Regions from separate parts of the Mus musculus genome. Here region 1 is linked to region 2. Evidence: chromatin loops called from intact Hi-C (ENCODE). Cell type or tissue: heart. All regions are shown on one strand. Links, peaks and the distances in the headings refer to the core of each region. The heading gives the core; the rest is flanking DNA. Region 1 overlaps Usp25 (ubiquitin specific peptidase 25). Region 2 overlaps Usp25 (ubiquitin specific peptidase 25).

Evidence for each region. Peaks named below come from ENCODE experiments on the same cell type or tissue, not always from the same donor. Only the 100,000 strongest peaks of a DNase experiment are listed, where the experiment ranks them.
Region 1: it touches region 2 in a loop (1.9-fold over the local background); 3 of 42 quality-filtered maps call a loop at or near these places.

What each region holds. Positions count from the first base shown.
Region 1 is chr16:77,075,209-77,090,828 of GRCm38, forward strand. It overlaps Usp25 (ubiquitin specific peptidase 25), which reads left to right. Exons shown (of 24, transcript NM_013918.2): 12 at 63-158; 13 at 1,152-1,313; 14 at 1,796-2,025; 15 at 5,116-5,186; 16 at 6,249-6,477; 17 at 8,541-8,741. Among named protein-coding and RNA genes, the nearest start is that of Usp25, 69 kb to the left of the region's middle. In heart, for the core only: no CTCF peak of the experiment used is centred there; no DNase peak of the experiment used is centred there.
Region 2 is chr16:77,020,568-77,036,187 of GRCm38, forward strand. Usp25 (ubiquitin specific peptidase 25) reads left to right here. Exons shown (of 24, transcript NM_013918.2): 2 at 13,336-13,413. Among named protein-coding and RNA genes, the nearest start is that of Usp25, 14 kb to the left of the region's middle. In heart, for the core only: a CTCF peak has its summit at 8,281; a DNase peak (open chromatin) is centred at 8,264; H3K4me3 peaks cover 677 bases; H3K27ac peaks cover 1,476 bases.

The DNA of each region.
Region 1 (15,620 bases), core at 2,665-10,664, 52 kb after region 2:
ATCATACTAGTTTCCAAGATATTTGGTAACACTAATGATGGCCTTTTTTTTTTCCTTAATAGGTATATGCACAGAAATAGAGAAATAACAAGAATTAAACGTGAAGAGATCAAGAGACTTAAAGATTACCTCACAGTATTACAACAAAGATTAGAGAGGTAATTCAGCCTTCATGGGCTTAAGACAGGAAGGCATGTGCCTGGTGGCTAACTCGATTATTAATTTTCAACATGCTTTGGGTAACTTATAATGTAACCTATTATAAGCATATACTATATTATAATATTATAAGCTTATAATTCATTCCGGATTGAATTTTGATTAATTACATTAGACTCTAGATTGCATCCCTACTAGGCTGTAGATGATTATCTTAGAAATTGAAATGAAAGACGTGATTATCACCAGCTTGTTTTCCTGGTGCGGTAAGTGGAAGTCAGGAGGCTAGCGCAGAGCACGGGGTGAACTGGACCGAGAGGATTCGAACTCTTCCCGCCCAAGCCTCCCAAGCTTCACACAGTGAATCCTTCAGGAAGAAGCCGGGCAGCAAAGGGAGGTTGCGCAGCTCATAGAAGTGTGCATGGCGTGAGTGGGTGCTATCACATACCAGAAGGGAGGGGCTGAGTGTGCCTATGCTCTCACAAGTCACAGCTCCATCAGATGTGGAATGTGATGCCATGCAGGCCGGATAAGCCTACAGGCTGCAATGCAGTTTGACTAACCCCAGTTGTCGACCTACAACTTTCTGAGTTACGTTTAATTTGCTCATTAATAACATACAATGTTGAGTGTGAACATGTACTTCCAGGGAGCTTACATCTTAATAAGTTCCAGTACATGTATGGAAAGTGTTCACGGGGTAAAAGATGATAAAAGTGAGGACCTTAACCATGAGGCTAGTGCAGGATTCAGAGATGAGAATGTTTGCACATGGTCCTGGGTTTGTTTTCCCACGGGGGCAGTTTAGAACACCGTCTTAGGTGCGGCCATACATAGGACTTGCAATTTTCATCAGCTTTGCCGTCCTTCCATTTCTCAAGTGTATATTCAGTTTCACCTTCTTTATTAGAAAAGCAAAGTCTTATTTTATAAGGCTTCAAGCCACAAATTATTTTGACAATATAGGTAAAACGTGTATATTTTATTAATAGATATTTAAGCTATGGTTCCGGTCCCAAAAGATTCCCATTGGTAGATGTTCTACAGTATGCATTGGAGTTTGCCTCCAGTAAACCTGTGTGCACTTCCCCCGTTGATGACATCGATGCTAGTTCCTCAGCAAGTGGCCCCCTACCATCACAGTCCTTACCAAGGTAAGTGAGTCACCCTTGCTCCTTATTCCTCATCAATTCAGGAGGTCTTGTCTATCTGTTGGAATCTTTATATATTTTTCGCTGGTCAGAATTATACTTTTCAATGTTTTGGTTTGTAGTTTCTGAACGTCATATAATATGTTGATGATGCTTTTAGAGTAGAATTTGTTTCTGATAATGCAAGTTGGTATTAGAGAGAGAAAGAGAGACAGAGAGAGAGAGAGAGAGAGAGAGATCTTTAGTTAGAATATGCATTAGATTTTCCATTACAAAGAAGAAGGCAGTCTTACTTTAAAGCCACGATTTCGTCCTTATAAGATTTTAGTCCTCTTGTACTAAACGTCTCGTCTGATATTTGATCAGTTTGTGTGTTTCTTAAGATCATTTCCTCTTGAGATTGTGAGGGGCTTGGATGCTATCATCTATAGAGCTGGCTTCAGTTTGGAAGTTTAACCAGTCGCATGTGTGCTTTGAAACCACAGCACAACAGAACAGCAGGGACCCTGTGCTTCAGATCTGCCCGGCTCCTCCTCACCCGCATCAGGTGCCGCCCTGCCCTTGAGGTCAGTGATTCACAAACCCTTCACTCAGTCTCGGATACCTCCAGATTTGCCCATGCATCCGGCACCAAGGCACATCACAGAGGAAGAACTGTGCGTGCTGGAGAGCTGTTTACATCGCTGGAGGACGGAAATAGAAAATGACACGCGAGGTAAGAAGCTCGCTGAGTGTGGCTGCTGTCGCTTCAGATGATGTTGTACTCTGAGAAGGAAAAATGGCTTGGATTTCATTTTTAAACATGTGTAGTTTTTCCTTGAAAAAAAAAATCTTTTCTGAAAAGATTTTGTGGAAGACACTGTTTTTTGGCTGTCCCATTTTTTAATTTTTTTATGTTCTTGCCCTTCGTGTCAGATTCACAGGGACCACAAGGGTTTCCCCAGCTTACTTAGCTGATTAATGATGTAACAGATGGTCTGATTTGCCAGTTTAGTGTTCTAAATTTATATCAAACTGGTATTCACAGCTACTCCAGTGGGGAAATGTCATAGAGCCTCAGAATTTGTACTTACTGGTTCTGGACTCCGTCTGATGCTTGCATAATGAAGAGGGGAAAACTGTTTTTCTCTAGGTATAACCATTTAAAAAGTGAAGTTTTAATTTCTGTTTCTACCTGGACATTGAATCATGCTAGAGATGCTGAACCCCATGTACAGCCTCATTGTTTAATCTAGTCTAAGAGACTTACAGATCCGATCCATGGACCCAGTGCCAGTCTATAGGAAATTTTCAGGAGGTATACAGCAACATAAGGATTTGGTGTGTGGGAGTGCGTGTGGATGAACACATGCATTGCTGAGCTATCTTTCTTTCTTGAAAGACACTTTATTTTGAATTCATTTCTAACTGTTAAAATGAACTTTTTCATTTTAAAAAGATACTTCACAGTAGATTATATTATAATTATCTTTACATGTCAAAATATACGTTACTAACTCTAAACTTCAGCTATCAGGAAAATAGAAATTGTAATTTTATATTAAAAGGTTGAGGTTACATTAAATAGCACTAGCTGTCTTCTTTTAGATAGTTAAGTTGCCACTTTATGGATAAGTATGAATAAAGTCCAGTTTAATAGAGTAGATAGTTGCATTGTTAGTCTTAGTAACTAGAGAGTTTGTGTTACTATTGTGCATATTTAAATAACTTTACTTATATTAATTAAACATAGTTTAATGGCTAATAATAGTTTATTGAATGCTGTGTGGAGTATTGAATAATTCCCTTCTGGACATGACAGACTGTATTTGTAATTCAGAAGAGTAGATGCTGATAAACTTTTGACATTCAGGTACTGCACAAAGTGAGAAAACAAATGAAAGTGTTTGAAATAATATTTAAAGAAAACAGACACATGGAGGTTAATGACCACAGGCCCGAGAGAGGAATCAAGTGGGCCACTGAATTTACAGTAGCACGAATACTAAATAAAATGTACTTCAAATGGACAAACGTGTGAGTCCCTGCCTGGAAGACAAAGACAGCATGATGAGATCACAGTGGTCATTTGTGATAGATGAACCTGGGGAGCATTCATGCCTTAAGATTCTGTGCACATCATACTGGAGATCAGGAAAGACTTACTTGGGATTCTTGTTTTCTGTCTTTAACTCCTATGGATACAACAAACTAGCATTGATTTTTTTTTTTTATATGATTGTGTAGTATTCCAAAGCCCGGATAATGTATTTAATATTCATGTATTAACTGCAGAAAATGTTGGTCTATTACATATATATGTATATACATTACATATATACATATATGTATAGAATATTCTTAAATAAATAGAGTAGGCTTCTTAAGATTCCATTTCTCGGCTAAAGTATATAGATTTTAAAATTTGAATGTTTTAAAATAGTTCTGTTTGGAAGAGAATACTCTCAGGAGACTCTCAGACCCTGAGTGTATTTTATTTACTCTGGAGTAGTCTGGTAGGCGATAAATAACATCTCAGTGTCTTGATTTGCCTACCATTATGATGATAGTATTTTTAAAAATGTCTTATTTATCTTATTTTTCTCTTTTGTAAACATTTTGGGACAGTTTAATATATACCATAAAACAAATATATATTACATATTCCCTGTAACAACTTGTAAAGCGGGTCTTTAACCTATTTTTTTTTATAGTAAGCAATTTTTCTAGTTTTTATTTCTTCCAAGAAAATGCCCTCATTTAGACATGAGTCTTTTTGTCTATAGTGCATGCTATCGGTATTACTCTTCTAGTTTGTCATTTGGCCTTTGTGCTGGTTTTTTATTTGCTTTTGTTAGTTTTTTAACTTAATTTCTGTGTGGGTGACTTGCTTCCATATATGATGGTAATCATTGTGTGCAGTGCCTGTGGAGGCCAGAAGTGAGCATCAGACCCCCTCTCAGATTATGTTTAGGGGAGCAATCATGTGTGTGCTGGGAATTGAACCTCTGGAAGAGCAACCAGTGCTCTTAACCACTGAGCCATCTCTGCAGCACCTGGCTTTTGTGTTCTGATGTTGATTAAAGTTTTAGATGTTTGTACTCTTACATTTATTTATCTCTTATGGTTTCTTAATTTTGTATCAGCCTAAAATTAATCTTTCCAGAGTTTGAAGTTACTTTTTTGTAGTAGCCTTTTCTGGCTTCTTCCAGATTCTTTCAACTGATTAACAGAACGTTACAATTCTGTGATATTTTAATGTATCGATACCAACACTTACCTTATTCAGATTTAAAAATTATGAAATAATGTAGCTGTGAACACCCAGTCTTTGAAGACTTTTATAAAATTCTTTTCTACTGTAAGTAGAAATAATAGGAAATGGAAGTTCCGTTATAAATTTCACTTGGCTATTTTAGTGTCCCAGTTGCATGCATAGTTGATTTTTCCTATTATCTCTACATGTATAGGGAGGTGAGCGTTAACATTCCTTGAAACCTTTCTGTACAAACTTGAATGCAGTTTGATTTTCTTGGCCCTGCATATTTCCTGAGTTGTTTTGTTTTGTTGTATTTTTAACTCTCTTTGTTCTGAACATCTCATTTCACATAGACTGCAATAATAGCATCTTAAAGAATAGTTTAGAAAACTTTTCTTCCTCAATAGTGTGATTATAAAAAACAAAAAACAAAAAAACAAAACCAAAAACCCCTTCGTCCCTCTGTTACTAGTCTCAGTAGAAACCCAGGTGACCGTGTCCTCCATTAAGTCCCGTCTTCTATCCAGGTGACCGTGTCCTCCATTAAGTCCCGTCTTCTATCCGTAGATCTGCAGGAAAGCATATCCAGAATCCATCGAACAATTGAACTCATGTACTCGGACAAATCCATGATCCAAGTAAGTGAGCGCTGGGCTGCCGGCCCCTGTCACTCTGTTGCCACACCGTGTGCTATTTGTAAGGATTTCTTTTTAATTCTGTGTATGTTTGTGTGTGCATTGGTGCCCTGGGAGGCCAACGCTGTAGGGTGACTTTAGAGCCAGAGTTACAGGCAGTTGTGGACTGCTGGACATGTGTGCCGAGAATGTTGAGTTATCCTTCCATCTTCACCTTCATCCTATTTATCTCACACCAATTCTTGGTACATGTTTTGTCATACAACTTGAATACATTTTATTCTAATAAGCAATATATTTGGTATTATAGTATAAACTAAGGAGAAAAACATTCTGATAAAATTTTATAACAGATTTCCTTCATGTTATACCTAAGTTACTCCTTTTAAAAAATCTTACAATAAAATTTACAAGCAGTTTTCCAAACATATTCATTAAGAAAAAAATATGTCCATAGGGAAAATGCATATGACCATTTAAAGGCAAATAATTGGGGTAGAAACCCTGAAGCCCCGTTCAACTCTAACTTCTTTCTGGGTGTGGGAGCAATGCCTGTAACCCCAGCGCTCGCGATGCTGAGGCAGGGAGATATGTTTGGGAGGCAGGCCAACAGGCTTGCATAGTTAGAAACTGTCTTCAGAGAGCAACAAGCATGCAAGCCTACTTTGGATATACATTGATCATGCAGTCTGGTGTTTTTGTCACTACAACTGTGAAGACAGAGAGAAACTGTGTGTATAAATGTCCACTGTAACTCCTTTGTTCAGTACAAAGAAGTACTGGGCCAGCCACCAACACGTACAATCTATTTTCAGTTTTGAAAATTACTTTCTCTTATATGTTTGTATATTTTTAGTTTAATAACTTCCATAGATTTTCTCCCTGAATAATTTTGCATGTTTTGTTTATTTGTTCTGTTGTTTTCCTCAAAACCTTTAATCCCAGCGACTTTTATTCTATTTAGAAAATGTGCCCCAGCTTTCCTTAAATAGGTAGTTTGCAGATGGCCTTGGGAAATGGTTTAGTAGACAGTATAATTCAACTTTGCATTTCTTTCCACGCCAGGTCCCTTACCGCCTCCATGCCGTCCTAGTTCATGAGGGCCAGGCTAATGCCGGCCACTACTGGGCGTACATCTTTGACCACCGGGAGAGCCGGTGGATGAAGTATAATGATATTGCTGTGACCAAGTCTTCATGGGAAGAGCTAGTGAGGGACTCTTTCGGTGGTTATCGAAATGCCAGTGCATACTGCTTAATGTACATAGACGACAAGGCACAGTTCCTAATACAAGGTAAGACGATGCCCTGCCATCACTGCTATTTCCATATCTGAGTGTTTTACCTGCATGTATGCAAGGGCACTGTGTAAGAGCCTAGTGCCTGCCCCCAAGAAGATAGGTGTGAACCCAGAGTCAGAGATGGTTGTTGTGAGCCATCATGTGGGTGTTGGAAACTGAACCCAGGTATTCAAGAGCAGCAAACTGCTGAGCTGTGTCTCCAACCCCACAGTGTGGCATTTTTGAGTAAGGATTTTTCTGTCATGATTTGGCTGTGTGATGAATTCACTGAGGGTGGAGAATTGCATTGAGAAGTGTTCATGAAAAGCTGGAATGGGGAGGTGATACAACCTAAGCTGGACTCCAGGAACGGGACCCACACCAGGCAGTCACACTGTACTCAGAGCTAATAACCAACATAAATCCGACTGTGCTCCCCATAGTGAGAGCTCCTTAGCTCCTGCAGCCAGCCGGACACTGGCTGACGGTTGACCCCTTAGTCTAGCACAGAGGGCCTTTGTTTCTGGCCTCTAAGATTTGCTCCAGCCTCATGGCCCAGTTTGAACTTTATATACTTCACTGACATTTGAGCTTCATGCCATCTCCTCTTGCACAGTTTTTTTTTGTATACTTCCCAAAACATCAGTTCAGGTTTTCTCAAAACATATTTCGGGGCTGGAGAGATGGCTCAGTGGTTAATAACACTGACTGCTCTTCCAAGATCTTGAGTTCAATTGCCAGCAACCACATGGTGACTCACAACCATGTTTAATGGGATCCAATGCCCTCTTCTGGTATATCTGAAGACGGCTACGGTGTACTCACATACATAAAATAAATAAATCTTTAAAAAAAACCAAAAGCATTTCTTCCATCAGACAATTGTGTGGTTAGGTTTGAACACTGTAATCTCTTTGGCTCAAAGCCCAAATCCCTGTGAAAATATACTGTAGTCTTTTTATTTCTGTTGTCCTAATGTAGTCTTTGCATAAAGAAAACACCCAGTATATCCCTTCTGTCTGTAGCCGTGTAAGCTTAACTAGGCTGTTCATTTATAACTAAAGTTTAATGTTGTAAGAAATCTTTAATCTCAGTGGGGTTTCTATCCCTGCTTTTGATCATTTAGTTCCCAGATAAAAGACACAGACTTTTATATTTCTAATAAGCCTTCAATGCACTACAGCTGGGCAAATCTACCTTCTGATCTATTAGAATCCACCTCTCCATCAATAACTCCGAGTTATAACTTTCCATGTTCCATCTAGGCAGCCCTCATGGCCATGTTTCTGATCTACTTGTGCCATGGAGTCTTCTCCCCTCCCCCCTCCTGCTCCCCCCTCTCCCATGCTCAACCAGGTAACTGAAAAACCTGCCTACCCAAATCCCTCCAGTAATTGGCTGTAGCCATTTTGATTTAACCAATAGTTTTAAATTAAGGAACAAGGTTTGCATAACAAAAGCTTGTAAACATGATTACTTACTCATAAGCCTAGACCTTTGGGTACAGAATTTAGCATTACAATAAATAGCCACAGAGCAAACTTCAACAGCTCACTTTGACTATTGAAGTACTAGTTGCACATTGTTTCAGAACACCTTGCTGCATTGATAAGCTTCACAGTTTATGTGATTTTATGTTGTATTTAATCCCTTAACATAAAAAACGGTTTTAGTTCTACTTTGAGCTTAACATAGTCAGAGATTGCTTCTGACTTTGGTGAAACAGTTATTTCCTGCATAATCAGACTTTGGATATTTTCTTATAATAGCAAAGTGAGGTTAGGCTCATGTTAGAATCACCAGACATTTTAATTAATTCTGTATTGCCTCTCCTTGCTACTCTTCAGACTCTAGGAACTTATCAGAAACCTTCGACTCATTTTTCTAATAGTTATGTCTTTGTTTTTCTGAGCACTTTTAGACTTTTTAAGAAAATGTAGGTAATGTTTGCTATGGTGACTGTATGTAATAATGAATAGTATATAGTTTATATGCCACTTGAAATGCATTCTATTTTGAACTTTGCATTTTTCCGTGACTTCTTAATTTTATACTAGTTTTTGAAATATGATTTTCAGAGGAGTTTAATAAAGAGACTGGGCAGGCCCTTGTTGGAATGGAAACCTTACCTCCAGACTTGAGAGACTTTGTTGAGGAGGACAACCAGCGCTTTGAGAAGGAACTGGAAGAATGGGACACGCAGCTTGCCCAACGATCACTGCAAGAAAAGCTGCTAGCTGCGCCGAAACTGCGGGAAGCAGAGGCTTCGGCCACCACAGGTTTGTCTGCTTATTAAGTTATAGTTTATAGTAGGGTAATAGCATTTATTTTTATTGTGTTTTATTATAAATTGTGCTCACTGTTATACACAGTGGTAGGACCTTGTGTTCTACACCCATTTAAAAAAAAAAAAGGAAAGAATAATGTTAGTCAAAGTAAACATTTAAAACTCTTCCAAGCAAATGGTATATAGGCCATTAATGTTGGCACATGTAAGAAATCAAAGCATGAAGTTTAACTACAGTCAAGTATGAAGAAGAAGTAGAAGTTAGCAAACATCTAACTCTCAGGATGACCGCAGGCCACAGTTTCCTTAATCACTGTAGACACTAAGACTCCTCTCTGTGCTTGGAGTCGTCTATTCTCCTTTTGACAGGAAGCTGTAATAACTGTGATTAGGAAAGACACAAATTGGCTTTTCTGAGTCTATTAGGAAACAGCTCTCAACAGACAATATTAATATACTCACAGTTATTGCATAATACTGGAATTAACAATTCAGTTGGTTTTTTAAAAAATTTGAGTTTAGTTCAGTATAGTTAGGGCCATGTGATCAATACCTAATGTTTAAAAACTATAGAAGGATTTTAGTCAAAAATAAACATTTAAAATAACGTCCAAGTTAAAAATTATATATAGACCAATAAAAGTGGCAAATGTATAAAAAGTATAAATACTAGAAAATGTAATTCTTAAATATTACCTGATAAAACCATTAAAATATTCAACATAAGTGATAAATTCAACACGGTGAGATTTTAGGAAAATTGAAGTTAAAATATCTTTTAACCATTTTTATAAAAATTAATTACAAATTTATCTTAGGGCCATACATTCATTGCTGTGAAAGTTCCATTTTTCTGAACTGGATAGGGAATTGAGGAAGTAAAAAGTACACTTAGATAAACTCTGCAAACTAGGGGGGAAAAAAGGGATACATATGTCTGTCTGTCTGTCTCTCTCGACTCTGACTACAAGTTTATCCCTAACTCATGCCCTTTGCCCAGGATCTGCGTGCTCTGGTCTTTGTTTTAAAGGAATCATTTGGGGAAGGTTGCTTGCTTACCTTCATCTTTCACAGAGGTATTTCATCGTAGCACCCTCTGTGTAGGTTTTAGCTTTCTCACTTTGAACATTAAACAGAATTACTTATTTGTTAGGAAATATTTACTACTCCATTACAGCTCTGTGACTGATGCAGGCATGAACAGGTTTAGACAGACTTCTTTTGAAATAAGTTGATCAGTTAATTTATTGATACTGAAGAAATATATAAGTTAGAGGCTCTAAAAGACAAAGATAAAAATATTATACCAACAAAAAGTCCAGTATTTAGGTATGTAAGTATCGGATGCTCTGTGTGACCATATAGTGCTATTAGTGGCCAGTGAGCTTTGTCATGGTGCAGGATGGTGTCTCAATGGCTTCCTTGTAGAACATATGAGCAAGGTGGATTTGCAGCATTATAGTTTCAGTAACTACCAAGGGATGTCTTGGCTCCAATCTTTTTTTTTTTTTTTTTTTTTGCCAGTTCTATTCCTTTAATTTCTTCCTTGGTCTTTTGTATAAATCATTCTAATCATTTCCTAGAACTTAGCCAATTTGATTTATGCACACTCCATCCACATGTGATTATTCTTCTTACTATTAGGAGGCAAGGGCTGCATCATTGACCCAAGTGATAGGATCTAAGTGTGCAGGCACAGCGACCCTCCATTTATTGACCTCCAATGTTTTTCTTGATTAACCTACATTTTGTGATATCAAGACATAACATTTCAGACATTTTCTGCCTCTGTAAAATTAGACTCTAAATTTAAGGGTAGCATTTTATTTTCATGGCAAACTATACACATCCTGTGTTCATCCTCCAGCCCACCCACCTTATACATTGTCACCTTATCTTTCTCCATGACAAACGTCATGTCTCTGTGATCCACGCACTGTCTTTGTGATCTTTCTTTCCTACTAAGAACTTTTGTGTGTTTTGAAATTTTAGAAATTCCATTTTAATTTTTGAATATGTTTCTTTTTAATGTGTAAAATCAACTTGATAATAGTGGAGGCATATTGTTTGAGGGGAGTCAAAATAACGAATATATAAAGAATATAAATCTTTAGTTCACATACATCTCTGCAGGATGGGGCTGAGGTTTGAGAACAGCTATACTGTGAGAACAAGCTTTGCATCCTGTTTAAGAAGTGTGCATTTTGTCGGAGTACAAGCAAAATGTGCTGCATCTATAAATGTGAAGAATAAGACTGAAAAGTTTAAACACACACACACACACACACACACACACACACACACACACACACACTGATGTTTCTTTTTTTGAGACAAGGTTTTCCTCAAGTCCAGGCTGATTTGGAACTCAGAGCAATGAGTTCACCTCATCCTCTCAGGGCTGGGATTTACTGGTTTTAGGCAAATCTGTGGTGACATTATTTTAATACTGTAGGAGCTTATTCTCTGCTGCAGAGGAGTTCACATATAATTAAATAAGGCTAGTATCTCATGCCAACTTTTATCTCATCACTAGTTCAGAAAATGTAACACTGTGGCCACCTTCTTTTTCTCTTTATAGTTTTCAATGTAAATAATTTGTTTAGTCCTCTATGTTATTTCTAGAATCGGTGTGCCCTAGGATTGTGTGTGACTAGGAGGAACAATGACGAAAAAGCTGTCCAGATAATTTACAGTGTGATTTTTCTCTTCCTTCCTTGTGAACTTTTCTCAATAAAGATTCAAGACAGGAGCCAATTAAAACCCATACCTACTTAAGGATATTAGGATATACAACATTAATCAAACTACTGTTTGTTGTTTCCTAAATCTAGTGGTGTTATTTTTCCACTACTATTCATTGCCCACGGAAGGGAAAATGCCGGACAAGCAATGGGAAAGTGTTTCCCCCATAATCCTGCCACTGCAGAGCAGGCCAACCCAAACACTCTGCTTTGATTCCTAAAAGTTCCTTAAGTCTGGAAGGAATTTCAGGGAGGATCTAGAGTATGCATTGTAAAAAGCCACAGGTTAATTGGAAGTATAGTCTTAAGCATCCGCAGGTAACTCTAGTGGTCCTTGTGGGTCCTTCTTAGCAGCCTGGCATAAGAAATGGGAAGGTTGAATGTGCTCAAAGCCGAGAATCTCAGAAGTGAGAAAGACAGGAGTGGAGCCATTCCCTGCCCGCCTCTGCCTGCTCTGGAGCGCATAACCATGACACCCACTGAGGAGCATGGGTGAGGGCATTGGGTCACACGGCATAACACCTGGAGTTCCGCACTCATGAAGTATCTAGATAACCCTGCGCCTTCAGCCAAGGAGCTTCTCTTCCTGAGTATTTCTTCCCAAAATAGGCTTTTACTCTTAAGCATCCACAGGTAACTCTGAGGTGTTCCTCTTAAGCATCATAGTTATATGCGGTTGTCATCTGACCCAGGATTCTACTGCAGAGAGAAATAGTTCCTGAACTAATATTCACTTATTTTAATCCTCATCCAGAAAAGCATGTCATACCTTACATGGGTAATTCCGAAATTAGTATTTTACTTGTTTTAATCCTTATCAAGAAAAGTATTTGATTCCTTAGAACATGGGTAATATACTTCAATTCAAAGCAAAGCAGAAAAAGAAACAAAATTACAGGTAGAAAATGATGCAAAACTGTGTCGGAAGTGTATCTCAGAGGTTCATAAATGTATGTAAATGTAACAGACAGAGCCCTCTCTGGGTCATTTCCATAAACTCAGGCTTACAGGTTCAAAATACAGGAAGTAGAATAAGGCTTGTTAGAATCCAAATGTCCCTAGCATTGTCCTGTTCCCATATAGCAGGATCTGGGTGTTATTCATTTTATATCTGCATCATTAATTTAATAAACACTACATACCAGATGGGCTTTGAATCCTTTCTAAATTGTATCTTTCCTCGTGGAAATTTCATTAATGTCATTGTCAGTGCTCATCCTTAGTGAAGGCTTTTTAACAATTTAAAAAAATTACCCTTTCATAATTTCTGACATGGATGTAATGTATGTAGATCATGTCCAACCCATTCCTCACCTCTTCCTCCCTACACTATGTCTTCTTGTTTTCATAATCCACTGTGCCATTAGTACTTTTCATAGTTGCATGAGCGTTGAGCTCCATCCTCTAGATATTGGGCAGAATACCATGGGCTGTTAAATGTTAAACTATAACCATAGAGAAGTAAGCTTTAAAGTACGCCAAGGGGATGGAGAGATGGCTCAGTGGTTAAGAACACTAACTACTTCCAGAGGTCCTGAGTTTAATTCCCAGCAACCACATGGTGGCTCACAACCATTTGTAATGGAACTCTTTACAGAAACAAATTATGTTAGATGAAATATCTTAAGGGAGAAAAGATTGATTTCCTGGCTTCCTTCCTTGTGTGCCTGTGGCTTGCTCTAACATCTTGGTGCATAGTACACAGGGAGTACATAGCTACTTATTTTCTGTTGATCAGGAAAAAGAAAAGGGCTCCTCACTGTAGCTTTTAAAGGTGTGCTCCTGTGAGCTACTTGCTGTTAGAGGACCACTTCCTGGACTACCAGCCCAAAGCACCATCCTCCTGTGAACACATCTCCAACACGGGAGCTGTTGGGAAACTTAACAACTAAACAATGATAGAAATCAAGGAAGATTTCCAAGAATAAAGAAAGCAAACCCAATCACTCCAGGCCCAACAAATTGCATCCTGAAGGATGCATTATTTTTGCCCATTAGATTCTTTGTATTTATAAGGACCTACAGTAGTGTGAGTTTATGTGGTGGCATGGTTACCGACATTACGTTGGAACGTGCTATGGGGTAAAGTCAAGCTTTCATCTTCTTGATTGCATGACCTGATACAGAAATTGTTCATGTTTGGCAACATGTGGATTTCTTGAACCTTTCATTATTAGCAACTTAGTAAAAGAAACACCACTGAAAATGTCTCTTCTTATTTAAGTTTTAAAATGTGTATAAAACCATTCTTTTTCTTTTCATTAAAACAAAATTATTAGAATGGTTATGTCTTGAAATAGAAAATGCCAAAGGAAAAAAAATCTTAGTAGTGCCTACATTTGGGTATTAGAAAACACATTTCTCTTTGTCTCTCTCTCTGTTTCTGTGTCTTTCTGTCTGTCTCTCTCTCTGAGTACCTTGTGCATTGAGTGATTCTCTGGTTTCTATTCTATGGCTACAAGACACTAGTTAGTCCCTTCTTTTACTGTAACTCTATCCCCCAAAGCTCTCACCTAGAGGGGACTTTCCGACAACAGTGACACTGTTAACGTGATTTATGACTTTGGATGTTTTAAGATACTTTAAATATCACAAACTCTCTATGAATCCTTTCAGGATCACTTCAATTTGTTTTCACTGCGATGTTTTTTTATTACCCTTCTTAGGTTGTACTTAATTTTGATTTGCTTATTACCTTATTTATCCTTAAAATGGTTTCTATAAACTATTTCTTCTGCCTGGATGCCCCTTATTTCCAAAACAATCTTGCCTAAAAGTCTTTCAAGACACACATCAGCTGCCATATCTTTCAAAAAAAATCTTTAATAATCAACACCATCCGAAGAGTATATATTGAGTCCATAATTTATTCATAGGAGGCTATGAATATCACTATATTTAATATATTATAATATACTTAGATTCATCTTAATTTGTAGAAAATTAAAATAGTTGGAATATATAAATATTTATCTTAGTTTTTTTCTAGCTAGAGAAAGTAGTTCTGTGTGATACTTAGTCAAAATCATTTAATATTACCCATAAAGTTTTTTAGAATCACATTTCTATATAGAGGCACATCTTGGCCTTCATGAATTATAGTGGATACTTATTCTCACTCTTAGGCAACTTACTATTCCTAAGTCTTCGACTGATAGTTAGACCAGTGTCTGATCAGATTTTCTTTTTTTTTTTTTTTTGCTCATATTGTGTTAAGCTCATTATTCTATCAGCCATTATTTTTGCCATATGGTGAAAAGAAACTGTGCCAAACACAGGAAAATATGGTCCTAAGCTCCAAGCATGAAGCTTAAGGTTCCTGCAGGAAGCTATCCAGAGGGAGATGCCTCTCCAGTAGACTCCACTATCTACACCCTCTCCTCAGTAGGGAAACTGAACATATCAGTACCAATCAGGAAATAGTTATACATGTAGGGAAAAAACGTCTTTCAACTTCCCTCCTTCCTTAATACACATCCTTTAAGCGGTCTTCACTTCTAGTTTTTCTTATAGTAAAATTCACCTCTATTTTCACAATTGCCCCTGATAAAACTTGGAATTACCTTTGTGTTCAAGTTCTGATTCCTAATATGGCTTACAAACTACTCTTTGTATCTCATCGCGTCTGTGTGCCTTTGTTGCTGCCTGTTATTGACAGTGTAATCATCTCACTCAGTATTCAAGTAACTTAGAATACTTGGCCTCAGTTCCACTTTCTTTAATTCATTATTCAAAATGCAACAGTATAATTTTCTGTATGTGCTAGAGCTAGATCTGAGAGACTTTTTTTTGCATATCAGCCACACTTTGCATAGCCCGTGATTTTCTTCTGACAGACTTGCCCTGCTGCTATTGTGTTAGAACCTTTTCAACCTCTTGGTCAACTAAAAACATTTATAGCATTCAAGACGGTTAACGCTTTGCCCACTCACCTTCTTCTGTTAGTACCTTTGCTGTTTGCTGTGCTGTGTGTGATCTAGCTGACTCTTTGTGTTTTCTTTGAGAGAAGGGAGGGGGAGAGAGAGGAAATAAAGGGTAAAGAGAGAAGAGAGAGAGACACACATACAGAGAGACACATACACACACACACAGAGAGAGAGAGAGAGAGAGAGAGAGAGAGAGAGAGA
Region 2 (15,620 bases), core at 4,928-12,927:
CTTGGGCAAAGCTCATGATCTGCAGATCTGGAGGGAAAAGGATGTTGCATTCCCGGTGAAAGGCTTTGTAGGTAGTGTGTCTTGTACTCCTTCCTTGCCTGGGGAAGCAGGTAGAGGTTTGCAAGCTTATATCCAAAGACAACCGGAAGCTTGCAAAGCTTGCCCACTTCTTTCTCTCTCCCTTTTCCTCCTTACTTCCTGCGAACATTCTAGTCGCCAATTTCTTTCTACATGTATCTTAATTTAATCTCTCTCTCTCTCTCTCTCTCTCTCTCTCTCTCTCTCTCTCTCTCTCTGTGTGTGTGTGTGTGTGTGTGTGTGTAGGCACACATGTCATGAGGAAGCCAGAAGACAATTTGCAGGCGTGGTTGCCTCTTCTTGTCCGTATTCTGGGGACAGAACTTAGGTTCCCAGGCTTAGGGACAAGCGTCTGTGCCTGCTGAGCCATCTCCTTGTCCCCTTGTCAAATTGTTCACTCATTTATTTTCTATTTTCTTAATTGGGACTTAAGAATCCTTTGCCTATTTTCTGTATTTTCCTAGACGTGACTGACCATTTAATTTTCTTACCAATTTCTTTGAATTAAAAATATTTAAATTTTGATGTTCTATTTTATTTATGTCATTTCCCTTAGATTAGCCCTTTTAACTATGTTTCCTTTTTCCGGTTCTCCACTTCCAAGTTTAGTTTTAGCCTGGATGTTTTCTATAACCTATTTGAAGTTGTTTGTATGTGTGCTCTGAGGTATATAAAATTGAATGTATGTTTGAAATTTAGTAAAATTTGTATGACTAATATTTGGTACAAACACAGAATTTCAAGGCTAACTTCATGTGGATGTGTGATTGACCCAGTACCTTTGTGTGAAAGGATAACAGTTGATATTGAGTTGAGGTTAGTTGACCATCGACGAGGAGGTTTGATAGTCTCACCTGCCTTCATTCTGTTCTTATTCTATATAATGTCACAAGCACTGTGTTTTAAGGACATATTTTGAAATAGGTTGGGGAAGTTCTTCGGCATTCTTTTTTGTTGAAAGAATGTCTTGGCTGTTCTTGCTGTTTTTTTGCATTTCCATGAGAAATTCTAATGTTCTTTGTACAGTTGAGCCGAAATGAAGGTAGGAGTTTTGAGTAGGAATGTGTTGATTATAGAGATCAATTCTGAGTGCATAGACCCGTTTAATCTAACAACATTCTACAGTTCCTCGTTAATTTAGATTTTAATTTCTTAATAGCATATCATTTCTAGATCCTGGTGTATCATTTATTAGTGTTGACTTTTTTGATATTATTCTAGAGGGCATTTTTTTTGTTGTTGCTATTTAGGTTTGTGTTTTGTTTTTTTGGCAGATAGATTATAATTGATTTTTGCATAACCTATGTCCTGTGACCTTGCTAAATGATCTCCTAGTGCTAATAGAGTCTATACTTTATCCCTTCCTATCTCCTGTCTCCCCCCTCTCTGTCTCTCTTTCTGTCTCTCTCCGTCTCTCTCTGTCTCTGTTCTCTCTTTCTCTCCGTGTGTGTGTGTGTGTGTGTGTGTGTGTGTGTGTGTGTGTGTGCTTGTGTGTTTGTGATTATTTTTCTTCCTTGCTATTGTTTTATTGTCCTCTCGGGAATCTCCTGAAAACATTGACTTGGAATTCTTGCACTCTTCCTCATTATATTCCGGGAATGCTTTGTCTTGTACTAAATGTAATCTTTGCCACAGTTTTTTTGAAAGATATATTTCGTAAGGTTGGAAATGTTTTCTTCAGTTCTTAGCCTGTGAAAGTTTTGGTGAGACCGTGGTCATCCTTTTGTGTTTCAGGAGATACTGAAGCTTAATGATCTATTTGCTTATCTTTGCCAGTGCTTATTGAGCGTTCTGATTCTTGCTTGTAAAATTCTTCTTCTTCATCTTCTCTTTATTTTCTTCTGATTTCAAGGTGTTCCTTGTAGTCCAGCATTTACGCGTGCTTGTTTTCTTTTGCTCTAACCGAATAACGCCAAGCACATGAAAAGAAGGGCAGGTTTGGCCGGCCCCTCTATGGAGTTCATGGTTGGTTGGCCCTATTGCTTTTGGGCTTGTGCACATCATGGTAGAGTGCCTGTTAAAGGCAGCCACTCAGATTATGGTGGGCAGAAAAGAAGAGAAAGAGAGTGGAAGAAGTTAGGTCCTTTTCCAGGCATCTCATCCCTAGAGTCTGCCTTCCTCTTGTCCCTGCCTTTTTCCCTTCCCTCCCCTTCCCTCCCCTCCCCTCCCCTCCCCTCCCCTCCCTCTCTGTCTCCCTCTCTGTCTCCCTCTCTGTCTCCCTCTCTGTCTCTCTCTCTCTCTCTCTGTCTCCCTCCCTCTTTCTTTCTTTCTTTCTTTCTTTCTTTCTTTCTTTCTTTCTTTCTTTCTTTCTCCCTCCCTCCCTCCCTCCCTCCCCCTCTCTCTTTCTTTCTTTCTTTCTTTCTTTCTTTTCCTTCCTTCCTTCCTTTCTTTCTTTCTTTCTTTCTTTCTTTCTTTCTCTCTCTCTCTCTCTTTCTTTTCCTTCCTTCTTTCCTTCCTTCCTTCCTTCCTTCCTTCCTTCCTTCCTTTCTTTCTTTCTTTCTTTCTTTCTTTCTTTCTTTCTTTCTATCTTTCTTTTGCTCTTTCACTCTTTTGCTCTTTCGCTCTTTCTTATTCTGAGACAGGATCTCTCTACATAAGAATTCACTATGTAGATCAGGTTGACTGGCCAGGAACCCTCAAAGATCTGCCTGCCTCTGCCTCCCCAGTGGTGGGATTATAGACATGTGTTACCATGCCCTAGCACTGAGCCTTCTCATTAGCATCCTGAGCCTTTTTATTCTCTTTATAGTGAAAGTTCAAGGATTAAAGTTTCTAGGGGATTGTTGTTTTTCTCAATATGAATAACTGAGGAAGAAAACAGCAAAAAAGGTTCTTAGCTCTTTGATAGGAATTTGGTGAGCCTGTAAAGTGTGTGTGTGTGTGTGTGTGTGTGCGCGCGCGCGCGTGCGCATGTGTGTGTATTTCTGTTCATTACATTCCTAAAATTTAATCTTTCTGCTTCCTACTTTGTGGTTTCCATCTTAGAGACCTTTTGTATTTTACAGTTTAGGCCCACGGCTTCCAAGTCTCTATATTCAAAATGAACTTCACGCTACATCTTCAGCTCAGTTCTGGATTCCAGTTGGATGCCTGCTTTGTGCATAAGTATACAATTATCAGTCAGTGTCATGACTGCCTTCATTTCTTCCTCCTCTGTTTTATGCAGATGAAAAACGTGTAGTCTGTGGGGGTGTGAGCCCAAATGATAAGCCAAAGGCTAAGGGAAAATGGAGGAGACAGCACTCAGGGCTTGAAGTGGAGGGAACGTTATAAATATGTGAGAGAGCTCCATTGTTAGAGAGAAGAGCAAGGACAAAGAAACCTGAATTGATCTGATATTATTTGTTTACTACAAATAGCTGGACTAGAACTGTGGCAGAATAATGAACAAATATTCTGTCTTTTCTCTTGCTTTCTGGCACAGAGTCCTGAAAACTCTTTGAATTGACTTTTTTTTTTCTAACCTTAGGAAGATGACTCATGGTGCTTGAAGAGTCTGGATTGCTTCAGGATGGGAGTTGCCTGGGAAAAACTAACCAGTGTCACTCGAGGGTGGGACATTTGGTATATCACTGCAACCTCCAGGGAAGGACAGGAGGATGCAGGCTGAGTTCCGTCACTAGTGGTCAATGATTGCATTACCTGGTCCTTTATAAAGCTCAGCCCATGTCTATTTTGAATCGAGTGCCTAATAGTACTGTAGGAGAGTGCTCAACCTACATGGTTAGATTGTAACCTTCTGTTTGTTTTTGTTTGTTTGTTTGTTGAGACAGGGTTTCTCTGTGTAGCCCTGGCTGTCCTGTGACTCACTCTGTAGACCAGGCTGGCCTCAAACTCAGAAATCCTCCTGCCTCTCCCTCCCAAGTGCCGGGATTAAAGGCGTGCGCCACCACGCCCAGCAGATTGTAACCTTCTTAGATTGTGTTTCCCAGAGGCATTTGTTCTCTCAAGGGTAAATCTTCCCCTCCTAATTGTTTTGAGATCTATTTTCTTAGAAAATATATAACAATAGATTTTAATAATTAAAAAAACTGTCAGGAACATTTTCTAGTTAAGGGCCAACCAGGACAAAAAAAAAAGGAGAGAGAACACAAAAATTATAGTAAGGAAGGCTTTATATAATTCACCAAGAACAGATGTTTGATCAAGAGTAACTGAAGGAGGAGATAGGGCTCATGGAATGGGCCTGTAAGACCAGCTAAGCAGGGCGTGGGCCAGGAGCAGGACACCTGCCTGGGCTACAGATTCATTTGAAGATCAGCATAGGCAGCTTAGTGAGACCCTGTTGCAACACTGAAAAGAGATGCTGCGGAGAAGACTCACTGGCTAAGAGTATGGAGTGCTTTCAGGGGCGGCTTCAGTTCACAGCACCTCAAGTGCGGCTTAGAACTTCAGTCCCAGGAGATCCAGCACCCTCTGCTGTAGGCTGCAAAATGTTAGTGCAAATTTCTGGGTTGCAGCTTTTCTCTTAACCCAGATAGCTCCCAAATAATTGAAATGACTATTAGATTTATTTAACAGGTTTAAGGCACAACAACTGAGCAGTAGTAATCTATTTTATTTCTCCAAACTAATCTGGTTACCTCCCAGCCAAAATATTCGAGATACTTGCGTTTTAGTATCGATCTGGCTCTCTCTGTTCCAGGTGAATTCTCACAGTGTCTCCTGGACCTTCTCCTCCTCGGGGATCCCCACTTCCTGTGTCTCCCTCCTGCTCCCCTGGCTGGAATAGTCCAGCCCTATTCTCTCCTCTGCTCAGTCACTGACTGACAAGTTTCTTTATTGATAAGTCAGGGAGTAATTGGGAGCAAAGCTTACACAACACTGAGACAAGAGATTCTCAGAATAAGGATTGCAATGAGATGTTTGGTTTTTTTTGGGGGGGAGGGCATGGTGGTCATAGAAATCAGCCTTTGGATAATACAAGGATAATCTTTACACAGTGCACAGTAACATGCCTGTACATAGTTAGCCATTATGTCATTAATAGGACCAAAAGTTGGATTTGCTTTAAGGAATTGTTTTGTGACATTAAGCTGTGAGGAATTATGAGACCCTTTTAATTTGAAAGTTCTGCTTTGAAAATAGTGTTGGTTAGTTTTGATTTCAACTTGACATAATCTGTAATCACCCGGAAAGAGAGTTTCACTGAGAGTTGACCTGTTGGACATGTCTTTGGGGTGGTGATAATCTTTATTCCTTTGAGATGGGTGAGAAAGGTCCACACATTATGAGTCACAGAATTCCCTGTGTTTGGGCCTTGGACTGTGTACGAGGGGAGAAAGCATATCTATGCATCCATTTTCTCTCCCTCCTCCTGACTCTGGATGTGACCACCTCCCTGCTTCAAATGCCTACTCTTTTGACTTGCCCACCATAATAGAAGATAACCTGGACTTGTGAGCTAAAATAAGCTCCTTTCTCCTTAACTTGCTTTTGATGGGATATTTTCTCACAGGAAGAGGAAGAACAACTAGGGCAAGGGTTTTGATTAACAAATTGATTCTTCACTTTGTGTGTCCGTGTGTGAAGCCTAGACAATTATTATTGAGCTATCGTCCTGTGTTTCTACTTAATTTCCTGAGGCAGGTCTCTTACTGACTGCTCTTGGCTGGCTGGCTGGCTGGCCACCCCAGGGATTCTCCTCCCTGGCACTAGGTCCAGGTCCCTGCATCGCCTTTGTGGTGGGTACTTGACCACCAAGCTTAGGTCCTCATGCTTAGGTGGCAAGGATTAGGCCCTGAACCCTCTCTCAGTGTCCAAAGCATGTTTATTTCATTAGTATAAGGGACTTTACTTTTGCACTGAAAATTAATTATGAAAATGTAATGCAGAAATTAGAGATACAAGCCGGGCAGTGGTGGCACATAGCTTTTAATCCCAGCCCTGTAGAGACAGAGGCAGAGGCAGGCAGATCTCTTGATTTCGGGTCATCTTGGTCTACTGAGTTAAGTTCTAGTACAGCCAGGGCTACAAAGAGTAACCTGCCTCGAAAAACCAGAAACAAGAAAAACAAAACCAACCAACCAAAAAAAACCAAACCAAGCAAACAAAACAAAACAAAACAAACCAAGAAAACAACAATGAACCAAACACAGAAAGAAATTTGAAGTACATACATAACAGGAGAACTTTATTTACATCAGAACTAGCTAAATGCTTATTTTATTTAAACCACAGATATGGAAGGTAAAATATATGACTTGATTCTCCAAATTTTGTTTACCTATGTGTCTTCTAGAATGTAAGTACTCTAATTTAAAATCACAGTGTATACTAAAAGACTTTGCCAGTTTGGTTTTTAGAACTGAATATGAATGATGTTCCCATAGAAACCATGTTTGTTCCTGTAGGGTTCGTATTTGGCCTCAAAATGTACCTAAATTCCGTAGGAGTTTTGGTTCTAGCGCTGTGTAATAACAGTGACTGGGAGACTTGTACTGACAGTGCCGGCTTACGATTGTTTTATCTGTGGCCTAGTAGGGGTGGAGAGTTTCTGAAATGCTGTGGAGTATTGCAGATAGGACTGAGGGACTGGGTGACAGGTGCGGATAAGAATTCTTGGGTGAGAAGGATGGAAACTTACATTTATCTAGGACTAGCTATGTTCCTGACTTCTTGTTGGTGTTGGTGATTTCCTATAGGTCAACTCATCTCTTTTCTTGGTGTTTGTTTTATTTCTGCTGTTCCACAAGTGCTTCCCAGCCTACTGTCAGATTTCTGTGTGAAGGCATGGCTGAAGGGCTGCAGGAGACACAGCATTACCACCAGAATCCCATTATGGAGGTTTGCAGTTATCAGCAGATGCAGAATGCATTTGAAGAGGAGATGCACTCAGGTTCCGTACCCTAAAGTGGCAGAGTTGAGGGGTCTGTAGAGCAGAAGCTAGAAGCCTCCCACTCAGTGGCTGGCCTGTAATCTGAGGTTTGAGTCTTTATTCTCAGAAAACCTGAAGACTTGTTTTTTTCTACTGGTCATTTTAAAGTTTGCTGGCCGCAGCCACCTTTGAGGGGACACTGACCTGTGAGTTCCTTTTCTTTGTACCTGAATTTTCTTTATTTTGGAAACTGAGTTGACAAACGCAGTGGCTGACTAAAGAGTCACTCAAGTGTTAGTACAATCCCTTTCCTGCCATAGTCTGTATTGCTTTTTATCTTATCATTATCTTATCATTGAGTATTTCACGTGAGCATAACTAGTGAACATAATTAGTTTAAGCTCAGAGTCTTCATTTTTCACATCATTGCTAATGACTGAGGGGAGAAAGATCTGGAAAAGACAGTAGCTATTGAATTTCCAAGACCTGTTTTTATTCCTGTGTCTGCATCTGTTAATCTCTTGAAGAGACTTCAGGGAGCTTCCGTGAGAATAACTTCTTGGGGAAGAGAGCACATGCTAAGTTTATGAACCGGAGGCATTTAGAAACCAATATTTTGTCTAACAAGGGCACAGTGAACAATTTACCCACCCCCTCTGCCGCTAGCCATTCCCACTTTTGCATTCTCAGCAGTTATCTTGATGTTAACTAAGGTGTCTTTAAGTTACTGGGGAGCTGACTGGGGCCACCCTACTCTGCCTGCCTAGATGTGAGCAGTGAAGAGAGACTTTTCTAGTGATAATTGTCCCTAGCCCTTGAGTACCCAAGACCAGCATAGTCTACACTGGTAGACTATAAACCCTGAGAGCTAGCTAGGGCTTATTGAACCCAAAGGCTTTAAACCCAACGGGTTTTGTTTTGTTTTTTTTTTTTTTTCTTAATTTTAAAAATGCAGGTTGGAGGCTTGCAGTTCTGGTTTAGCCACGAGTGGCTCCAACATTTGACAGCTGCTGTAATCCTTCGTTTTCAGCTGCAGTGAGCGGAGCGAGCAGACACCAGAAGGCAGTTCCTGCCAGTGTGAGAACTCTCGGGTGGGCTGTGCATGGTGGGTCCTCAGGCCCCGAATAGGCTCCCGTTACAGCACCGAGACCTATGGTCTTGGGACCCTTGGATGTTGACTGCTGGTAGTGTTCCAGCCCTCGGGCTCCCGGTGTTGGGATTCTTGACTCCTAAAGCTTCCATGTCCTTGGAATCCCGCCAGTGAGCAGAGACTGCACTGCGGCTTGTCTTGGCCTCTTCTGCTCACTTAGTTTCTGTCCCTGGCTGCTCTCTGGAACTCTGCAGCCGACCTTCTCGTGCTGCCACCACATTGTGTTAGCGGCTCAAAGAGAACCACTGCCCTGAGAACTCCAGCCCTGTTAAGTGCTCTCAAGCCACACCAGCTGGTAGCAGCAGAGAGGGACTCACTCAGGAAGGCAGCCAGGAAGCCTACTTATTATCTGCTGGCCCTCTGTAGCAAGGTGTTCGCCCCACTCAGGATGCTGTGCTTCCTGCAAGTGCAAGTTGACATCTGTGTTAATCAAGCTGTCTGCTTACGATCCCTCCCTGGTTTGAATGAAAATGGCTCTGGGGTCAGTGCCTGAGTTAACAGAAGGCTTGTTTTGCAGAGAGTGCTGCTTTCTGAGGCTAGGGCAGACTGGGGTGCTCATACCTGGAGCAGGTCTGCAGCAGTGGCTGTATTGGTCACACTGCAGCTGTTGTCGTGTTCTCAGAGTAATCGTAAAACGCCCAGAAAAGCTGGGCTGCTGTGACACCATCTATCTGGTTTCTAAGAGCCAAGGCTTCTTGGCTGATGGTTCTTGAGACTGATAACCCTAAGGGAGGCTTCTGCCTTTCTGGTCTCTTCTCTGTAGTTTGACTCATTCAAAGAGCATCAAATGGATATTTACAGCAGAGATGTAACTAAGTAAAGCTTAACACAGAACTACGAGTCCTACAAGCATGTTCCAATCCATACTTAGTAATATTTAACCAGTGTCTATTGCCCTTCTCTTCTGGCCCCCGTATTCCATATAGGTAGGTTCCAGGGGTGATTCCACTTTTTTTCTGAAACATTAAGAAAAAAGCCTGGCATTCCCTAGTCTACTGGTGAGGTAAAGGATTTGTGCTGAAACCCACTTGCTTCCTTATCCTGGAACTGCTTGCTATATTTTGCAGTTGTAGAAAAGCAGGATGTCATTGTGCAGTGGAAATAAAGGACAGAGCTTGAAGGTGTGTGTGCATTTTGGCATCTTTGCTTATTGATTTTTGTGGCGTCCACAAACCACCAAATCTATTGAATTCTGTTTTGCTCTTTGGCCCGGCGGTGGGAACAAACAGAAGCCGCTATGTTCTGCTCTATAGCACCTAAGAAATCCATACAGAGGAGGCCACTGGGACTCAACAATAGGCTCCAGAAATAGGCAATTGGAGCGAGTCCACCTTGCATCTGAACTTGCTAGGGAAGCAGAGGTTCCTATGCAGGATGCTTGTAGTGAGGAGAAGAGTTTATCAGAGACAAATCTGGGAAGTGTGAAGTGTCTGAGTTACCTGCCTTGCTGCTTCATCAAAACATAAGGCAGGGGCTGGGGGGTTCTTTTGGCTCACAGCATTCAGAGGTTCAGTTCATCATGGCAGAGGAGGTCTGGTGACAAGGAGAGGAGTTGATTGGTCACATGTGTCCACAGTCAGATGCCCAGCTTCCTGTCTCGTTCTTAGATTTAGTCTAAGACCCTAACCCATGGAATGGTACCCACTGACCATTTAAGGTGAGTCTTTCCACCTCCTTTAAGTTAATCTGGAAAATATTTCGCTGACATCCCAGATTTAGTTTCCATGGTGATTCTAAAGCCAGTCAGGCTGACAGAAAAGATTAACTCTCACACGAAGGAAGGTCCAGGCCTTACCAGACAAACCAGGATCATGATCACTGCAGAAATATCAGCAATATGGACAGAGCTACAGAAGATGAGAGCACAGCTTGTGGGCTAATGACAAAGAGGACAGTGTTGCAACCAGGCGACTTCTCCTGGAGTTTTCTCTGTTGTATCCCCCACCCCCACCCCCCGATCTCTTCTCTATTTCTTGTCAGTTTAGCTAAGAACCTTGTCTGTAGCTTTTTTTCTCACCTCCTTCCCCTTTTCCAGTGTCCCCACCCCCTTATCTCCTCTTCACTCCCAGTCAAAATTTGTGAAAACATGAATCATGGTAGAACAGGGTTCTTTGGCAGTGTGTCAGACTGACTGCTCATTAAAAAAAAAAAAGAAAACACTGAACATTTATGATATACAGCAAAAGTCCTCTGCATGATTTCTCTGCATTTTTTAATGAACTCTGTGTCAGCCAACTAGTACCATAAAAATCACCTTAGTATTTGGTTGCATACCAAGACGGTGCTATCATGATCACTGATTTACAGGCAGGCTGAATGGCTCTTTTCTACGTCTGCCCCATTTGGCAGGGGGTGGGTGGCGGGTGGGCTTAAGTGGGCTCCCCGAATCTTCTAGTGAGGCATCTGTGGAACCATAAGGCACTTCCAACCCTCCAAATACATCCCATTTCTGCTTGTGTGTTGCCCTCGATCGTACCACTGTTGAACGTCTATCTTCTTTGCCATAGGGAAATAAGTCTTTAGAGGAAGGAAGGAAGGAAGGAGTACCACCAAGGTGTTTATGTACTGTTTGGGATGGGCCCTTCCTAGCATCTTTGTATTGCATTTGTTATTAAAATAAAAGCGCGTTTGCCTTGTTCATACTGCATCTAGGTTGATTTGCATAAAGTCATTTGAGGCACATTTTTCCTGGAATCAGTCTCCGGTGGGATGTTGGTCTTTATAATGTCCCATGCGTATTTGGTCATCTCGTTAACATTAATGTGTGACAGCCGCTTTCTTGGTTCAAGGACATGAACATTTCTACAAAATAATTAAATTTCCTTGGGATGTTCAATAATTTTTCTGAGATGCATGATTAAATAATTTGCCATTAAAAAAATAATGTAAATAAAATATTGAGGTTGTAGGCCCTGTACATTGCAAATAGGCTTGTGGCATTTTCTTAGCATGTTATAGTGACTAAACTAAGTTTTACATTATAGAAAAGAGTCCTGTATGTTTTTTAAAAATATATACTTAATTTCTAATCTTTGGTATTGATTCCACTGTCAGTTTTACTCCAGTTTTTCAAATACAAATCAATAGGAGAGGTTTAAAGAGAAATATGACTTTTCTTATTGCAACCTGTAGATTGTCCATTTGATGCTTTCATGAAACTTCTGTGTACTTCCTGGCCTTTACATACTTTTCTTTTGTATCTTAACATCTATTGTATTATTAGGTGCTGCCGTCTTGGTTCCTTAATAAGGTTTTTATGGGAATGAAGTTCTTAGATGGCGTGAGTAATCCACCATTGCCTAACAGTATCTGCTGTAGTGCTGCTTCTCTTTGCTGAGTTTTCTCTTTTCTTTGAAAGAATTCATACATCTCTGATTTCACTTTTATAATGGATTTTGCCTACCAGAAAATTATTTTCTGAACTCCTGAATGGGTGAGTGGCTTGACACTTTAATCTGCACAGACCTTAAGCAGAAGAAGTCTTTTTTTGTTTGTTTGTTTTGTTTTGTTTTGTTTTGTTTTGTTTTGTTTTTGACACAGGGTTTCTCTGTGTAGCCCTGGCTGTCCTGGAACTCACTCTCTAGACCAGGCTGGCCTTGAACTCAGAAATCCACCTGCCTCTGCCTCCCGAGTGCTGGGGTTAAAGTCATGTGCCACCACTGCTCGGCAAGCAGAAGAAGTCTTAAAGAACTTTTTAATGTCAGGCTGGGTTTTCTAGAACTCTTATGGGAAATTAGATTTGGAGATATTAATGCAAAGAACTTCCATGGCTTTTTTTTTTTTTTTTTAACGGAAGCATCTGAGAATCTCCTGTGGGTGGCGTACACTTTGACCACTCTGTCACTTAAACATTTCAAGGGTATTTTCTAAGGAAGATGATGTTCCCCTACTATAATCCAATTCAGGAACGTGACTAATATGTTGTCATCCACTGAGCAGCTTCCTTTGCTTCTCCAGTCACCTGCACTGACACTCTGCAGGGCACCCAGCCTCTCTTGTTGCGTTGTGGGGCAATACTTCTGGATTTCCCTTCTGGAAGAGACTCACCCTTTGTTTTTGGTGGTCTAGGCATCTTAATGATGACCGAACAACTCACTTGCTCTGGATGGCTTGCTTGAGGTTGTCTGGTCAGTCTTCAAGATTAAATTCAGGTTTTGTACTTGTGTCAAACCTGCACAGCTCCAGGCTGCAGTGTGTCAGCAGGTGCATGCTGCCATTTTTGTCTTGTCACCAGTCATAGTAACTTAGATGTCCTGGTTAAGGAGGGGGCTTGCTAGTTTCCAGTACAGAGCTAATTTTTCTCTTTATTCATTGTAGATTGAAATTTTGTAAATACTCCTTTTCTCAGCATACTCTCGACCAGTAGTTAATTAAGACTACCCGCAAATTCCCCTCAGATTTGGTAAAGGGGAAAGGAGAAACCATTTTGAAGTAATAAATCAAGAGACCCACGTTATTGTAGCAATGAGGCTTGCTTTCTGTCTTACTTTTTCTGTACTTTAGTTCATAGTGCTGTTCCACAGTTTGTGAGAATCAGGTTTTAAGAAATAAAATAGAAGGGCATGCAGTGGGAATTGCTGATTGAAGATCTTTGCAAGCACTGGTAGTAGAATCTTGTGCCGTCCAGGTTATGAAATTCCCTAGTCTCACACACTGTGGAGGGAAGTGACTGAAGTGGACCAAACCAGTTCTACTGAGGCTGTTTTATGGCAGTGAGGTTGGAGGATCAGGGGGTCTTCTTGTCATTGGCTGCATCCTTGGACCCTGAGATGTACTCGCTGGTTTCATAGGCAGCCTGTGACATACACGCACATCTCCTAACCATCCCAGGAGTGCGCCCAGCTCAAACAGGTTCAGATTCTTGCAGAGGCATGATCTGAGACGATGAAGACAGGTTGAAAACTGTGAGCTCGGAAGCTGCTTGGGAAACTCTGGAAGCTGGGAATGAAAAACGAGAGTCCAGGCGTGGTGGCACTCACCTCTAATCCCAGGTGGATGCCTGGGAGTTCAAGGTCTGCCCTGATCTTCACCGAGTTCCAGGTCAACCAGGGCTACATAGTAATGCCCTGTCTTAAAGAAGGCAGCTGTAGAGAAACGTCAGAGTTGCGGCAGGGCTCCCTGATATGTGGTGTCTTTCCTTGTTCAAAAGAGTGGTGTTTTTATTCTGTGTCTTCCAAGGCTTACCTCTTCTCTTCTCTCCTCTTTCTTTTTCTCTTTTTCTTAAAAAAGAAAAACAAAATAGGTTCATTGTTTCTACTGTAATAATTCTGATTTCTTCTCTGCCCTCTAGCACCAGCAGACATTTTTGAATCAGCTGAGAGAAATTACTGGGATTAATGACGCCCAGATACTCCAACAAGCCCTGAAGGTATGGCCTTAGCTTACAGCTTACATCTGCGGCGTACTTTTCTCTCTCTTGTGTACTGTATTAGTTAAACCATATATTTGTAGAGACGGGAAAGCAGTCTCTTATAAAGCGAGAGCCTCATTTTGTGTGTTGCAATTGTAAACAAGTAATTCCTGCTACCTTGGAGTGGTGTGTAGCCCCTCTATAGCAGATACTTTTTCTGCAGAATGGTAGGGCATAATTTCAGTGCTCATGAATAATGTTTTTCAACCATGATTTAGTATATGACTGCGGTTCAGTGTATGGGTTAAAATACAATGTGAAGAAGGAACACAAATTAGAGAAGCAATAGGGCCCACAGCTTACCTCTTTTTCTTTCTGAGACTGAGAAATATATATTGCTTTCACCTATCATGTTGCTCATGATAACTTCATTTAGTTAAGCATGCTGTAAGGATATTCCACCTCAAATTTCAGTAGCGTGTGCATCAAAGCCAACGTGCCATTTGGTTGTATCCTAGATACACTCTCATTTCCTTATGGAGCTGCTCAGATGAGTCAAATCCCGTGGCTAGCTCACAGGGAGAAGGATGAAGCCAATGAAGTGTATGCTTGAAATAGAACTGTAGTTTGAGCTCATTTGTATGGAACATTTTTATCACCTTAGTCACAGGCATAGATGGGAGCCTTTGTAACTCATCGATGAGAGAAAAAGTCAAAACGGTCCCTGATTCTGAGCTAGAGAGCTTTAATTTCCAGAGATAGTTTACGATTTTAAAGTTTTTGATGGTTATGAGCAAATATCACCAATGATAGCAACAACCTGCGTTTCAGTTCCTCATGTGGGTTTGTTCATTTAGTCTTATATTTCCAAGAGATAAATACTTCCATTTCCCCACTTTGAAAATGACGAAACCTAAACCGTTAAGTAACCCACTCCAAATCACACAGCGGCGTGTGGAGAGGCTGGAAACAGGAGCTACAGCAGCCATCGGCCGGTGCCTGACTAAGGCTGTGTCTGCTGCTCTGGTGGGAGCTGCTGCTTTGTCCTGTTTGCCAGAAGGATGCTGGCAGGAGTTTATACAGAGCTGTGCATCTTGTCATTGGAGGAAGCAGCACTGTGCAGTCCCTCAGTTCTTAGGAGCACGTCTTTCTTTCATTCTGATAAATACCTGACCAACCCACTCCTTTCCCAGGAGATCACCGAGGATGGAGGGTGGAGGGTGAGGGTGAGGGTGTAGCCCATCACTTGGCTATGTGCATTTGGAGGAGACCCCCTCCCTGTTTTACATTTGAGAAATATAGATCAATTAAGTCTTGTCCACATTCCTTAAGTGTAAGCGGTTTTTCTTCTTCACAAACTTACATTTCAAGTTAGGTGATAGAGTAAATAGGACATTTAAACCCCAACTGATAGCCTTTCTGATTTCTCAAGGGATTTAGTAATGAATTGATTCTCTTACCAAGAAGTCCCTTGTGTTGGGAACCACAGCTACTGACTTCATCACTGTAAGCTGAACATGCTACTAGCTACTTCCCTTAACCCTGCCCAAATACCTGACAAGTGGAACTTGGGATGGCTGGAGAAGTGGCTCAAGGCGATGAGCATTGGCTGCTCTTGCATAGGACTGCATTTTGGTTCCTAACACATTATTGGCTTTCTCCATCTCTACTGGGTCAGATCTCCTCTTCTGGCCTCTGCAGGCACTGCACTCCTGTACACATAAACACACATACACAGACACACACAGACACACACACACACACACACACACATAGCTTTTAAAAAGCCAAGAGAGGAGGGTGGATTCGTTTCGGCTCAGTTTCGGCTCAGTTTACGAGTGCTGTCTCGTGGTGGGGATTCACAGTGGCAGGAGCGTGAGGGTGCCTGCTCACACCTCAGCAGACCTGAAAGCAGAGCTGGGAGACCCTCCCCGTCCACACTTCCCTGAGTTTACACAGCCTGACTCCTGAGAAAGTCACTCAGCCTCCCCAATGTTGCCATCAGCTGGGTACTGGTCTTCCAACTCAGGAGCCTGTGAATTACATTTTAGATCCAAACCATAACAAGAATCTATACTTAGTTATACAGGCTGAATAGCCACCAGGTTGTAAAATCCCTGCTGTGTTTGGGTTGAAGCACTTAGCAGGTTTCTTGACACACAGTAAATACTTCCTCAGTCTTCACTGCAGTTCCTTTGGTGAGCAGTGTACTTGCCTGACAGTGG